2 separate regions of the Homo sapiens genome follow, and region 2 is linked to region 1. The links are chromatin loops, found by intact Hi-C in ENCODE. Cell type or tissue: PC-9. All regions are shown on one strand. Each heading gives the region's core, and the rest is flanking DNA. Links, peaks and the distances in the headings are about the cores only.

The links. Hi-C counts contacts between places; a loop is a spot of excess contacts. Peaks named below come from ENCODE experiments on the same cell type or tissue, not always from the same donor. Only the 100,000 strongest peaks of a DNase experiment are listed, where the experiment ranks them.
Region 2: a loop joins it to region 1, with 7 times the contacts of the local background. A loop is called at or near these places in 1 of 110 quality-filtered maps.

What each region holds. Positions count from the first base shown.
Region 1 is chr20:54,120,901-54,126,288 of GRCh38, forward strand. No RefSeq gene overlaps it. Among named protein-coding and RNA genes, the nearest start is that of CYP24A1, 50 kb to the right of the region's middle. RefSeq lists an enhancer at 2,654-3,459. In PC-9, for the core only: no CTCF peak of the experiment used is centred there; DNase peaks (open chromatin) are centred at 911, 1,531 and 2,891; H3K4me3 peaks cover 1,010 bases; H3K27ac peaks cover 4,845 bases.
Region 2 is chr20:54,254,863-54,260,250 of GRCh38, forward strand. No RefSeq gene overlaps it. Among named protein-coding and RNA genes, the nearest start is that of PFDN4, 49 kb to the left of the region's middle. In PC-9, for the core only: no CTCF peak of the experiment used is centred there; a DNase peak (open chromatin) is centred at 2,409; H3K27ac peaks cover 2,580 bases.

The DNA.
Region 1 (5,388 bases), core at 197-5,196:
CAGAAATCATGAGGAAAATAATGTTAGTTTCTTTTTCCACCCTTTCCAATGAGATTTTTCATGAGGGTAGGAAAGTACTTCTCTTATAGAATTTTACAGCTGAATAGAACTAAAGAGACCTTTAGTTTTCAAGTTAAAACATTTTTTTTTAAAGTAAATAAAATAAGAACTGCAGTGAAGAAATGACTGGTCCATAGCCATGGCACATATGAAAATTCCAAATGTGTATGAGGTAAAGCTAGGGCTTTGCATGAGTGAGATAGACCAGGTGGGAGGTTCTACGGAATGGTGGAAACAGGCAAACAAGCCAAGGGTCTGGCCCGTCCAAGGGGGCTTTGTTACTCAGCTGTAGCCAGCTGTGCTAAGCAGAAAGTGGGCCCACCATAGACAGATCTAACTTTTTTTTTTTTTTTTTGGGATGGAGTCTCACTCTGATGCCCATGCTGGAGTACACTGGTGTGATCTTGGCTCACTGCACTCTCCATCTACCAGGTTCAAACAATTCTTCTGCCTCAGCCTCCCAAGTAGCTGAGAATACAGGTGCGCACCACCACGCCCAGCTAATTTTTGTATTTTTAGTAGAGACGGGGTTTCACCATGTTGGCCAGGCTGGTCTCAAACTCCGGACCTTAGGTGATCCACCCACCTGGGCCTCCCTAAGTGCTGGGATTACAGGCATGAGCCACTGCGCCCGACTGGCAACAGGTCTAACTTTTGAAGGCAAGAGAAAAATATCAACTTTGAGAATGCACTCCCTCAATTTTTAAAAGTTGTCAACAAATTCAAAAGTTTAAAACACATCATGCAAGCCAAAAAAGCCCATGTGAGGTCCACATTTGGCTGGGAACCTGCCAGTCTGTGACTTGCATTAAAGAATCTTCCAGCATCCCACACATTTTCTGACAAGGTAGTTCTCACCTCACTTCCTGTCAATGTTTACCTAAGTAAGGAATGCTTAGTGTGATCATTTTCTTAACTCTTTATCCTGAAGAAGGACCTTCAGTAAAGACAATATTTTAATATTTTACTTCGGTTTCCTATATTTTACTTTGGTTGCCTCCATTATTCACCAATTTGTGCTTGTTCAGCCAGAAATTCAGGAACCACAGGAAAGCTGTTGACTAAAGAAAACCTTAAACTTTCATCCCAGTTCTGTTCACTGTTTTTTATTAAAGAGTTTTCTTTTTATAGTAAACTAAAGAGAGGATGTTCAGAGTCCAGGTTCATGAGCTGCAGGGCTTTTTTTTTTTTTTTTTTTTTTTTTGCTCAGCAGAACCCCAAAAATAGAATTGCAAAAATACAATTTGGTAAATCTTTAATGCCCAAATACTACTCCTTCCCCTAACTAAGTCAGCCACTGGAACCATTTCTGCCTCTGCACATGACACTGACCAGGAGGCTAAGCCCATTATTTATGCACGGCTGATTTTATTTCTCAATTCATTTTGAGCATCTTTAATGCAAAACAACAAGAAAAACAGCAGCAAAACACCCAGCCTGATTATAAGCCTTTTCTCCTGACTTTTAATGCAAACTTGAAGAATGAGCCAGAGATGACTCATAAACTCATGAACTTCAGTTTCTGGTGAAGACCATCATTTAAGACAAAGTCAGTTCCCCAGACTGTGGGTTTCCCTATTTAGTGAACAAACATGTTTACTTTAAAATGCTAATCAAAAAAGTCCTTGAACAGACATTGTCTTCCCCAAAATTACTAAAATAGTTACCATGTTTCAAATTATTTAGAATAGGAAACTAAATTATAATAAAATAATTGAGGATAGAAATCTAACTGATTTTTCACCTATTAAAATTTGGGTCACAAATTATACACACACATATACACACACACGCACCTACACACACATGCATACACATCTCCAAAACACAAGATAGTAAGCACGGGAAAATTTGCCAAATGTCCTAGTGGATTGATCAACAAACAGCCCAGGTAATTCTGCATTTCTTCTTGGTCGAAGTCACTTTTTCTTCCCAACTTCTCACTCAGACTAGGTACAACTAAAATGTAGATAAGTAAGTCACTTTATCTGTGTTTTATTTAAGCAGTACGGTGGTTAGGTGCATGAATGCTACAGCCAGCATGCCTGGTTCGGATTCCTGGTTATGCCACTGTTATTGGTAGCTTAATGTGGAGTTGGTAAGACGGGGATGTGGAAATAGCAGTGTCAATTCGTAACTTGCTTAGGAGGATTAAATGAATGTATAGAACATTGCCTGGCCCTGTGTACAAATTCAAGACTTTGAGCTCAGTTAGTCTGGAGAGCTAGCAGATTCTTAACCTTTGAATCCCCAGCTAAAAACCCTGTCCTGACGAACGTTCATGCACATTTTGACGGCCTTTCAGAGATGCTCAGGCCTTCTCTGCCTCCCTTACTCCCCAGGCTAAGGTCCTCTACTCTAGAAAACACCTAAAGGAACCTGGGGATGTGAGTTACATATGAAAACCACTTTAGTCCTCCTAAGGACACCATACATATTTTCTGAGCCATGGCAAAATCAATAGGTAAACAGGTATTGTTAGAGGGAACTAGGCCTGGTTCCTTTTTCAATGGGGTTTGAAAGTTGTATTTTGTTTATTAGGAAGGAAAGAAGTGGACCTTTCCAGTGGGTGATTCATCATCTGGTTCCTTCAGGGGAAGAGAGGGAGTGACTAGAGAGGATTGATGTCCAGCCTGGGGCCTGCTTTGCTCAACAGGGACCTCATGAAGGCAGGCTTCTTCCTCCTGACATTTCCAGCACTCCTCACGGGCACTCTGGAGAGGGATCTCTGAATCATCGCTGTGTCTAGACACATCAAAGGGCAAGCTGCCTGTTTCTCAGGCTCACCAAACCCAGTCAGGAGCACTAACGTGGCAGGTCTCCCTCTGAATCACTCAGACCAGAGGGAGGGCGCTGAGAGGTGAGCAGGTTCACCCGGCTGTATTCGCTCTTGGGCGAGGGCAACATTCCTCCCTGGGGAATGCAAAGTCATGTTGCCTCTTGCCAAAGCCAGTCAGGTAAGGAGACACTGTTGATTTTGTCTCTGCTTCCTGGTGCCAGAGCAGACCAAGCAGGGCTTTGAAGATGTTGATTAGACGTAAGCCTTGACGAGGAATGTGACTGTCATTCAACAGTGTAGGCACTCAGTAAATACCCGGGGCATGAATTCAAGGGAACGCTACCTTGCAAAATGGGCCACTCACTTCAGACAAGTAATTGAAAGAAACATTTAAAAATTCCAAGAGCAGGAAAGATAAAATAATTGCTTTGGGTTGCTCTTCGGAAGCCTAATGCAACATACAGTTAAGTTTTAGACTTCCTGACTATTCTTCACAAATTTCTTTTCTTCAAACTCATGTTGTTCTTATATCTGAATGTTCTACTGCATACTCTAATAGATTTGATTTCAACCACATCCCACACAAAATCATATTTACACACACACACACACATACATATACACATATGTATATGTATGCAGTTGATTATGGACATAGTTTTCTGCTTTGCAGATACTTTATTAAACATCTATTATATGTGATATTGATATTTCCTTTTCACATGTTAGAAATATTTTGTTTTCCGGTCTCAACCATTTTTTTTTTTTGAAACGGAGTCTTGCTCTGTCACCCAGGCTGGAGTGCAGTGGCACGATCTCGGCTCACTGCAGCCTCTGTCTCCCGGGTTGAAGCGATTCTCCTGCCTCAGTCTCCCAAGTAGCTAGTATTACAGGTGCCCGCTTGGCTAATTTTTTTATTTTATTTTTATTAGAGATGGAGTTTCATCGTGTTGGCCAGGCTGGTTTTGAACTCCTGACCTCAAGTGATCCGCCCACCTCGGCCTCCCAAAGTGCTAGGATTACAGGCGTGAGCCACCCCGCCAGGCCAGGTCTTAACCATTTTTGTAGGCCCTGTGAAATTCTGATCCTGAATTAAATAGCCCTAAGATTGTAGAAATGAATAACCTTTAATGGAGTGTATGCTTTTTATGGCCTCATCAATAAATGAATTTATTCCTGACGTTCTTCTAAGGCTAATCACTCCAAAGGATTTCAGAGTTTATCTACTTGAGGTTATTTACTTGATACATTGAGGTGGTTCCATCCTGTAACTGGTTAAGTGGATAGTGTACTGTTTGGGGCTGTTGAAGGGAGGAATGTAGCTTTCATTTTCTAAGCACCGCAAGAGAAATGGAGAGGAGGTCCTGTGTGTGCCCTGAGATCCCGAAAGGGGAATTATGAACTGCGAGGAGCATGTGCTTCAAATCGTTTGCAAATTTGGGCCAATGAGATGCTCTTTAAAATGTCATCCTCAAAAGAGGGCATCCCATTCATGGGTCTCTGTATGAGCAGCCCTAAAAAGCAAAGAGCCAGCATGGTAGCTCCTGCCTGTAATCCCAGCACTTGACGAGGCTGAGGTGGGAGGATCGCTTGAGCCCAGGAGTTCAAGGCCAGCATGGGCAACATAGTGAGACCCCATCTCTACACAAAACTTAAAAATTAGCAGGGCATGGTGGAGTGCACCTGTAGTCCCAGCTACCTTAGGAGGCTGAGGCAGGAGGCTCCCTTGAGCCCAGGAGGTCGAGGCTGCAGTGAGCTGTGATTGTGCCGCTGCACTCCAGCCTGGGCAACACAGCAAGACCTTGTCTCAAAGAAAAAGAGCAGACTTTCATTTCTAATTGGAACAAAAGCCCCTCTAAAGGCGCTGACAGCTCCTTGTAGGACTCCTGGTTGGGTGATGTTGGAAGACCAGCATTCTCCTGAGGCAGGAACTGTGTCTGCTTTTCTGTCCATATTACACTCCCCACAATAAGCACAGTGCACGGCACATAGTAGGTGCTCAATAAATCCTTTTATTTACCACTTGTCTGGAGTAAAGCATTATAATGTAGTCATTACACGTGTGGCTTCGGAGCCTGACTGCTGGGGTCTGAGCCCCAGCTCTGCCACTTACCTACTGTGTATCTTTGGGTAGGTTACTTCTGCCTCTGTCTTGGTTTCCTCATCTGTAAAAGGGGGATAATGAAAGTACCTACTTCAGTGGATGATTACACTTCCTTCACATGCATTTACGAGTTTTCTGAACATATAATCCTGTTGAGATCCATGTGGACTTGATGATTCTAATTATTTGTCATGCATTACACTCTTCATGCTTTTGGAGTTAGAATGTATATATATATTTATAATAATTTTATTTTCTTCTTAATAAATAGTGCGGACATTTGGATCAAGGAAAAGGAGTGTGTGTGTGTGTGTGTGTGTGTGTATAATTTTTAAAAATTGCTGGTAAGATGTGTCAAGCTAAGATTTAACAATCTGTGATCTGCACATCTTTAGTTTGAGGAAACAAGTCACGTTTTATTTCATTTTAATTTTAATTTAATTTA
Region 2 (5,388 bases), core at 87-5,086, 130 kb after region 1:
TTATGCGCTTATTGAAATCTTTTGCTCACGTTTTAATTTGGCTGTTTTCTGTGAGTTTTGAGAGTTCTCGATATATTTTAGATACAAGCCCATTATTAGATTTGTAATTTGCAAATATTTTCTCCTAGCTGTGGCTTGTCTTTTCATTCTCTTAACATTCTTTCAAAGAGCAGAAGCCTATAATTTTGATGAAGTCCAAGTTATCAATTTTTTCTTTTATAATTTGTACTTTTTGTGTTTTACATAAGAAATAATTGTCTAGTACCAGGTCATAAAGATTTTTTTTCTCCTAAGTTCCCTTTTAGCAGTTTTGTTTTTTTTTAGATTTTACATTTAGAGCTATGATTCATGTTGAGTTTTGTGCATAGTTTGAGGTATAAGTCAAGGTCTCTTATTTTTGTATATGATGACCGACTGTTCCAACAGAATTTGTTAAAAAGACAATTGTAAGTTGCAGGGCCCGCTCAAACCGAGTAACCATTGCTTAAGTTGTTTTGGATAGCACAGGGCCAAAATTGCAAGTCATATAGCCCAGACATGCCAATGAAAAACAGCTTTAACCTCTTAGTATCACCAGCCAGGCAGGCTGGCTGCATTGGCAGCACCTGGGACTAGTTAGGAACGTCATAGAGCTTGACCCACCTCCAGATCAGGGAGACAAATTTCAGCGTTGCCTCTACCTCCTTGCCAGTCAACTTGCAGTGAAGCTTTTTCTTGTCTCAAAAGCTGGTGCCATAATAGGGGCTTCTCTGCACGCCAGGTATGAATTGACTGCTCAATAACATAATCATTATTCATTAAATTACCTTTGCACCATTATCAAAAGTTAACTGACAATATGTATGCAGATTTATTTTTATTCTGTATTCTGTTTATGGCAGCTTTGTATCTACTTTCTTGAGCAAACACATGTACCAAACACAGTTAACAGCACTTTACAAATAATAACTCATTTAGTACTCATTACAACCCTCATGGCATCTGCTTCTAATGGTTCTATTTTCTTGGCAAGGAACCTGAGGCACGGAGAGGCTAAGTAGATTTCCTAGGGTCACACAGCCTGTAATTGATGGCACTTAGCTTCTATTTTCTTCTCTCATTGTAAATCATCCTTTAGTATAATTGTGGATTTGGTTGTCTGAATTTTTCACTAGTTGGTAAGCTGTTTGAGGGTAGAGATTGCGTCTTTAAGCTTTGTGGCCTAAGCACTTAGCTAATGCCAGCCTTGGAGAACATGCTCCATGAAGGTGTATAAATGAACGAATGAATGAATGGGCAAATGCACAAAGTATGGACGAAATGAGTGCTCTGAAGGTTGTGCTCTTTGGAACCTCTGCCACTGGCATCATTTCCCAAGTGAAAAAAAAAATGGCTGCCAACAACGCAGACAAAAAGCTAAGTGAAAATGAATACAGGATCTGTCTCTAATAAAAACAGAAAAAGAATTATGCTTAGAAATATTCATCACTGGTGCACGATGATCCAGATTTCAACAGATCAACCTTGATATGCTGATAAGAGACTATTTGTGGAAAGACTGAACCTTGGAGGCCACACTGCAGGGCTCCACCGGAGATATGACAATTGCCAACATCTGTATGGGAATTAAGGGATGGAGACATGAGGTTAATTGCCAGGGCTTTAAGAGGCAGGAGAGGAGGAGGTGGAAGAATTATAAGAATCATGGTGCTGTTAGTGGGAACAGCCAAGGCTCTGGAGTTGGCAAAGAAGATTAAGCTGCGGGTGACAGGCAGGTGGAGGGAAACCCAGCACATCCCACTGGCTCAAGGTGACCTTTCTTTCTTTTCTTTTCCTTTTATGATTAAAGGACAATCATGCTTGTGGTTACAACTGTCAACAGAAAAGGAGGGTAGAAATTAAAAAGTCTCCAAACTTCCTTGGTTCCCCTGAGAGAGTTCATAAGATTGACTTTGATTCCAGACATTTTTCTGGATACATACAGTGATCTATCATAAATATCTAACTAGCAGGCAAATTTTTGTGTTTCCCTCACCTCAGGGAGTCCTCTTACTTCCAAGTCTTTCCAAAGTTTCTCATATTCCAGAAAACATATTTTCTAATTTTATTTTTATTTTTTGCACAACGAACAGCTCTTTGTTGCTTACTTTAGCTGCAGATTAGAATCATCTGAAGATTTTTGTTTTATTTATAAATGATGACTGCAGAAGCCTCAGTCCCAGAGAATCTGATAGCTTTGTTTTTGGGTATGGCCTAGATATTGGCGTGTTCCCCACATGATTCTACTATGCAGCCAGATGGAAGTACAACTGATTCTCAAGTCAAGTTGCACCAGAATTACTTTATTTCCCTTAACTATGGTTATTAGCCAAGCCCCTGATTAGAGAGTCTGATTCAGTCCTTTTGGAATGGGGTCAGGGCAGTGGTATTTTTTTTTCTCTGTTCCCCAGGTGCAGCTATGGTTGACTCACTGCTGCCTGAAGCTTTTGCAATCCATGCTAATGGGAGATGTGTTGGAGGGGAACCTTATGCAATGTGTAGAAAAGGAGGCAAAGACGTTGAACCCAGACCTGGTCATTCTCAGCAGGAGTTCACAATTGCAATTTGTGGATGCTGTAAGCATCTCTGTGATGGTCAGGAGTATCTACCTGCAAGATAAAGGAAAAAGAATTTTACTAATGTTACATGATTGGCTACTTGATGCAGGATCTTACCTGGAGGAACATCATTCATTTAAATAAAAATGAAAACAATCTGCTGTGAATCACTGTGTTCAATCAGTGCTTCTCAAACATGAATGTGCACAGGAATCATCAGGGGATCTTGTAACGATGCAGGTTTTGATTTGGTGGATCTGGGTTGGGGCCTGAGATGCTGCCTTTCTAATAAGCTCCTGGGGAATTGTCTCGGGATGACAATTTGAGTGGCAGGGTATCAGTTCACTCAAAATGTGGTTCTGATGTGAGAAGCTTGAATATAGTTATTTTATGCAGTAAGAGAGTGAATCATATTTCAAATTGACTTTATTCTCTATGTATGATTTTAAATGGATGTATAGCTAACATAAGAAATGAACATAGTGAACCATTCAATTGTACAGTTTATATATACCATTTGGCCCAAATGCTTTTTTACTTACTTTTAAAATCTTTTCATTAAGAATAAAGTTTTGCTTTGAGGGTGGGATGGTTGGTAATTTTGTATTCTGGCACATATACAATCCTTTAGGGATTAGCGTTCATAAACATAGATAGTTCTCTGAAAGCATTGAACAGGTGGTAGAATGAAGTAGGAAGCCGGTGACTGAGAAAAATCTAGGCTGGTTAGCAGATGCCTTCGCTTGGAAAATAGGGATAATATTCATACCTACCTCATAAAGTTGCTGTAGAAATAAAATGGGGGGATACATATGCAAAGCATATAGCATAGTGTCTGCTCCATAAAAGGGACTCCATAAGCTATGCCAGTTTTATCACTATGTTACCAGTCCTTCAGGAGGTTATGGGATGCTTAGAAGTGTATTTGGACCCTTTCAAAACAAAATAGATGAGTACATGTTTTTCTTCATTAACACCTACGCATTTATAATTTTATGTAAATTCATGCATACTAACATGTCATGCATGCCTTTCTTTAGTTTAGTCTTTTTATTTTACTTTGTTGCTTGGGTCCTCCATCCTCACATATCAGCGGCCCGCCTATGTTAACCTGGGTTCATATCTAGTATGTACTTTTAACATTTATTATTATTTTATTATTTTTTCTAGTGTATATTTTTAAAACAAAAAACCCTACACAAATATGCAAAGTATAAAATTTGCCAAGTTTTTACATGTATATACACCTATGAATGAATCACCAAAATCAAGAAAATGGAATTATTTTTCACTCCCCAAAGTTTCCTCATGCACCTTTGTAACGCCTCCCTATCATCCCTTCTCACCCTCTTACAGGTCCCAGGAAACACTGATCTGCTTTCTGTCACCAAAGAGCATTTTGCATTTTCCAGGATTTTATAAAATTTTATAAAATGACTCATAGTATGTAATGATTTTTGCCAGGCTTATTTCATTTAGCATAATTATGTTGAAAGCTATTCATGTCATGATCATGGATTTAGATAGACCTTTCTTCTTTACATATATAGGCATTTAATACTATAAATTTTCCTCTAAATATTGGTTTAGCAAAATCCCACAAATGCATTTTGTTGTGTTTTCATTTTCATTCAGTTCAAAATATTACTTTCCATTTTGATTTTTTTTCCTTTGGTGTTATTAAATTTTCAAATATTTGTGAATTTTCCAGAAATCATTTTGATTTCTAATTTAATTCCATTATGATCAGAAAAGAATGTTTTGTATGAATGAAACCCTTTTAAATTTGTTGAGCCTTGTTTTGTAGCTCAGAATATGTCTACCATGGTAAGTTTTCAATGTGTACTCTGTTGTTGTTGGATGCAGTGTTTTAAAAAAAACATCAGTTAGATCAAGTTGGTTGATTGTCTTCAAATCTTCTGTATTCTCACTGATTTTCTATATACTTGTTCTAGCAATCATTGAGAAGGATATTGATATCTTTGACTAATTGTAGATTTCAATTTTCTGATAATTTTTATCAGTTATTACTTCATGTATTTTGAAGCTCTGATATTGGGTATACAAATATTTAGAATTGTTATGTCCTTTAGATGAACTGGCCCTTTTATCATAATGAAATGATCTTCTTTATTCTTAGTAGTATTCTTTACTCTGATTTAGCTATTTCAACTTTCTTTTCACTTGTGTTAGCATGGTATGTTTTTTTCTATCCTTTTTAATGTATTTGTGTCATTATGTTTAAAGTACATTTCTTGTAGGGGGCATATATTTGAGTGTTGACTTTTAAATCTAATGTAACAATCTGCTTTTTAATTGGACTATTTAGACTGATTGCATTTAATGTGATTATTGATGTGATTAAGTTAAATCTATTATCTTGCTATTTGCTTTCCATTGTACCATCTATTCCTTGTTCCCTTTTGCTTTTTCCCTGCCTTCTTTTGGATTAATTGTATATTTTATATACTTTCACTTGTCTTCTTTATTGTTTCATTGACCATGATATTTTTTGTTATTTTAGTGGTCATTTTAGAGTTTACAATTCACATTTTTCACTTATCACAGTGTACTTTCAGGTGATGAAGTATACTTTACATGTAGTGTGAGATCTTTACAATAGTCTACTTCTATTTCTCCCCACCTGACTTTTATGATATTGTTATCATGCATGTAATGTATACATATATTATAAAAACTAGAGATATATACACAAACACACACATATAGTGTGTAGAGCTATATATGCTTATAAATAATGTTTATAAAATATAATGAAATATATAAATATAAAATATTGCATTATTTTTGT